Regions from separate parts of the Homo sapiens genome. Here region 2 is linked to region 1. Evidence: chromatin loops called from intact Hi-C (ENCODE). Cell type or tissue: mammary epithelial cell. All regions are shown on one strand.

Region 1 (2,500 bases):
CAGGGGAACTCATTTCATCCCATAGTGTGTTCACCAAAGCCACCTCGGCTTAGTTGTCTGTCTGAATCAGCATATCCTGATGAAGGGCTATTTGACCTTCTTTTCAAAATGTCTCAGTGGGAATGACAGAGAGATGTGAGGACTTGCAGCCTTTGGGAATTGTCCACTTGGCCAGCTGAGGCTCTGGGCTACACTCTGTCCACAGAGGCCCCTGTCATTTTTTGCAACTGCTCTTCCAGGTCCGGATCTTGTTCATTCCTTCTCAGGGAGGGAGAACCTCATGTTCATCACCTCTGCAATGCTTTGCACTTGCATTCTACAACATTTTCATCTGACACCACAGATTCTGTGGCTGTCGTTCTCTCAAGACTGTGTGGCCAGAATAGATTATATCTGACAAGTTGAAAGCCCCATAGAGCCATCTCCATGAAGGAGGAAAAAAAGTCAGACCAAAAATCGAAGGCTTACCTTTCTCTGTGTGGGTGTGGGGTCTATTTTGCTTAGAGAACAAAAGGAAAGCATTGAACTTGGAAGAGAGGAAAAATGTGGGAGTGTGTGTGCATGAATGTGTTTTTCATTGCTTTGTCTCAAGTGACTATGCACTTGGTCATTTGAACAAGTTGTTGACTTGCATACTTTCCCATTCCTCAAGTAGTATTAGAAAATAACTAGCAACCACAGGAATCCTATAATGTGTTTTTGAAGCCAGATCTTCTTAGTACATGGGCTACTGCATGCGAGTAAGTCAGACACTTTGTGAAACTTTGTAACTCTTTCAGGCAACAGAGGGACCATTTAGTAAATTAGTCCTTGAAATGGTACTCACAGAAGTTGTTAGCTAGGGTGAAATTACCAAAATCGTTCCCTGGTGACCTGAAAGAATCAGTGAGTTCTTAAAGTATTCTTAGAGAGTTTTCTACATGCAAAACATATATGACTCCCCTAATATGAATTCTATACCATGTATTGTGTAGGGGTAAGAGGCAGGCAAGCTTCTGGGTCACACAAGGGGCTTTTGATTGTGGAGCATTGCTGTAGCAGTGATGATTCTAATGATGAAGTTCTGAGAGGTATTTCTTTCTACAGAGCTCAATGAGGATTTTTTTTTTTAATTTTTAAATTTTTTTAGACTGAGTCTTGGTCTGTCATCCAGGCTGGAGTGCAGTGGCACAATCTCTGCTCACTGCAACCTCCACCTCCTGGGTTCAAATGATTCTCATGCCTCAGCCTCCCGAGTAGCTGGGATTACAGGCATGTGCCACCAGGCCCAACTAATTTTTGTATTTTTAGTAGAGATGGGTTTCATCATGTTGGCCAGGCTGGTCTCAAACTCCTGACCTCAAGTGATCCACCCGCCTTAGCCTCCCAAAGTGCTGGGATTATGGGCGTGAGCCACCGCACCCAGCCTAGTGAGGAACAATTGAGATTACCTGTGCAGTTAGCCAAATAGAGTCATGGTCAGCGAAAGCTGAACTGGAGTACTAGCAGTGTAGACACCAAATCTTCTTTTCCTAAAAAAGAAGATTTCTTTAATAGAAAATAATTTCTCTAAATCACCACTTGGAGAATTAATAGAAAGATTTTAATTTCCAGGTTTGTGCAAAAGTAACTAGAAAATCATTAGTGAGCTACGACAATAGCTCATAATTTTTTGATTCCTCTATTGCAGAAATTAAGTATTTATCTGGAGAAGATACTGAGAGATACCTACTCAATATTGACTATCACCTTTTTTCTTATATAGAATGTTGATTTTATTGGAGAAGTAGTTTGCTTACCTAAAATATACTAGATTTCCCAGGATTCCTAGAAGATGAGAGGTGCATAAGACTAAATCCTAGCCAATGAGATGCAAACATAAGTTGTTGGGTGTGTCTTCTGGTAATGCTCCTTAAAAATAGGCAATGACTCAGCTGGCATGCTCCTTTTGTTCCTTGTGTTTTCCCTTCTTCCTACTAGGAATGAGAAAATGCCGTTTGGAGTTCTAGTAGCCACTTTATATGTATGAGGCAGCCTTGAGGAAAGGAGTCACAACTCAAAGATGTCAGAGAAGAGGGATGGAAAGTCTACAATGAGGTTGCAGAGCCCCTGTACCACATCTAGTGTGTTTAAGCCCTGTTTTCAGGTCTCTGCTCCTCACAATTGAGCACATTTTCTAACTGATACAATATGCAAGGCTGGAATCCCACATGTTTTACTCTTAAATAGAAGTTATTCTGTTCACACAACAGGAACATCAGTAGGGAATAAGATTCTAAAATCCAGCCAGCCTATCCATATGGATGGGCACCATATGGCCTTTCTTTGCTGCCAAGGCCAGTCTAACAGACACAGGGAAGAATGTCAAGTGCAAAGTCAATAATGACATTCTAGAATACATGAAATGGAGACAACCTGAATAACCTTGAGATACTATAGAGGTATTGATTCTGAAGTGTTTAAAAGAAAAATACCTTATAGTGTGTACTGACCATATTTTATGAAGTCCATAAAGCAACTC
Region 2 (2,500 bases), 78 kb before region 1:
TTTATTGGCCACAGCAAGCCACAGGGCCACATCTAACTTCATGGAGGTACAGAAAGTGCAGTGCTCATTTGTGCCCAGAAGGAGGAGAACCAGAAACATTGGTGGACAGCACCATTGAAGACACATTCCTTTCCTATTCTTTTTAGAAAAGTCTGGTATTTCTAGATTAGCACTTCTTCAAAAAGCATCCATTAACTGCAGTCTACATGTTTTACAACTCAGTTGCTGTGATCGGAACTAAACAAATTTAGGAGATGAACAGGATCAAATTTCCAGGAGTCATTCTAAATAGTAAGTATGTGACTTCTTTTGACAGAGTCTCGCTCTGTCGCTCAGGCTGGAGTGCAGTGGCGCGATCTTGGTTCACTGCAACCTCTGCCTCCTGGGTTCTAAGCAATTCTCCTGCTTCAGCCTCTGGAGTAGCTGGGATTACAGGCACGTTCCACCATGGCCGGCTGATTTTTGTATTTTTAGTAGAGACAGGGTTTCACCAAGTTGCCCAGACTGGTCTCAAACTCCTGACCTCAGGTGATCCACTCGCTTCGGCCTCCCAAAGTGCTGAGATTATAGGTGTGAGCCACTGTGCCCGGCCGTGACATTTCTTTTCTTCAGACCACCAAAGTTCTGTTTGGGTCCCTGAACTGTTCTGGTGAGATTAGTTTCAGCCATCCAACTCATTCTCAGGTGTTTAGATTTCTGGTTAGATTTCTGAATCCAGACAGTGACCATATCCTCCCTTGCCTGTTTTTGTTTTTTGTTTTTCCTTATAAGTCACAGACATCTTGCACTCTCTCATCCTTCACTAGGATAGGACTGAGCCTGGGTCTTGCAGACCACATTGGGGATGGGCAAACTCTTTCTGTATTCCCAGGGGAGACAGCAGTTCCCACCCATGTGCCTCTGGAGCCTTCCCTTGTCTTTTAGCATCCATTTCGTTATCTCCAGGTTTGCATATTAGGAAAGGAGATTTCACTTCATCCAGAAGAGGGCACTATGCACCAAGTCTAGAATATTCAGTTCCTTCCAGTGGAGGCACAAATTATGGGATTAATGAAACCCATATTCAAACCCTGAAACTATAGCACCTATCATAAAACACAAACCAAAATACCACATTAAGAATGTACTCTACAAAAAGAGGAAAACAATGCAATTTCTTAGCAACTTGTACATTTCAGAAGGTACAAACTGCTTTGTTAAATCAACCAAACAATTTTAGGGGGTGCTCCTCTTCCTTTCTTACTGACTTAGGCTCTTTGAACCAAAGCCTGCCCTACAGTTGGCCACTTACACGATGTCCTTAGAGCCTTGGGGGCCAAGGCTGCAGGTTTGGTCCTGTTGAAAACAGAATAACTTGCTTCTTTCAGGCATCTTCTTCCATTAGGGAGTGAATAACATGTCAGAGAAACTTCATGCCAAATGCAGGCGAAAAATGAAATACAATAATTCCCTATGTGCTAAAATGGAAGATGCCAGTGTTTTATAATATGGAGAAAGTTTGAATGGGGAACTTAGTGATTATACACTTTTTGTCCCATTCTCTCGGTCCATTTGTACTTAAGCATCATCTCTCTGTGGTGTGTTCTTAAGAGAATCACCCAGACCCTCCCCCAACCTTTTTTTTTTTTTTTTTTTGCTGCAACTTCCTACTTAGCTGCTAAGCGTTCTCCTTGAATCTTGACTATGACTATCACGTTACTGAGCCCTCCCTGCTTCAGTTTTCTTGTGTGTAAAACAGGCATAATTATAGTGCTTATCTCTGAAGATGTCATGAGATTTTTATTATCATGCATTCTTTTGTTGTCTCTTCTCAAAAGTTTGCAGACTGTTTTAACCTCTACTATACTTTTTTTTTTTTTTTTTTTTTACAATGCTGCCATGTAACTGTCTCTGGAGTAAATTTATTCTCAGGCATATTATTTATCAATCAAACATAAGATATTAAATATTTAAAGGCAACTCTCTGATGGTATCCTTCTCTTGGGGTGAGGTATATACAGACTTTTCCCAATTAGTCTTTTTATTATCACACAGAGCACTCAATATATGCTTCATGGCCTATGAAACCTCTCCAGTGGATTTTCCCTGAAATGCTATCCCTTGGAATTTTATCCCCTTTCTCTGGTTAAGTTCCTGGATTAAGTCAGGTAAAAAAAGATATTAGTAAGATTACATTAACAGCAGATGACATTAATTTGCTACTTTCCATGTTCTAGGCACTATGCTAAGGACTTTATGTATATTGGTTTATTTAATCCTCATCAAACTCTTATGCAGTATCTCAATTTTACAGATGAGGAAACTGAGGGTGAAAGAAGTCTAGCAACTTGGCACAAATCACACAACTAGAAAGTGGCAGGAGAAGCTGGTCCTGCTCATGGTACATTGACTTCCGCCCTACACTAGATTTTCCTAAAATGTGTTTCCCTGAGGAGAAAATCAATATGCAAAAACAGAACTCTGTCCCACAATCTGCAGCAACCAGCCTTGGAAACTAATC

What was found. A loop is a pair of places that touch in the nucleus more often than their neighbours do. Peaks named below come from ENCODE experiments on the same cell type or tissue, not always from the same donor. Only the 100,000 strongest peaks of a DNase experiment are listed, where the experiment ranks them.
Region 2: it touches region 1 in a loop (2.1-fold over the local background); 2 of 110 quality-filtered maps call a loop at or near these places.

The regions. Positions count from the first base shown.
Region 1 is chr12:98,294,043-98,296,542 of GRCh38, reverse strand. LOC105369932 (a long non-coding RNA gene) reads right to left here and starts at 1,502. Exons shown (of 3, transcript XR_002957448.1): 1 at 1,431-1,502. In mammary epithelial cell, no CTCF peak of the experiment used is centred here; no DNase peak of the experiment used is centred here.
Region 2 is chr12:98,371,644-98,374,143 of GRCh38, reverse strand. No RefSeq gene overlaps it. Among named protein-coding and RNA genes, the nearest start is that of TRD-GTC1-1, 130 kb to the left of the region's middle. In mammary epithelial cell, CTCF peaks have their summits at 75 and 983 (motif pointing right); no DNase peak of the experiment used is centred here.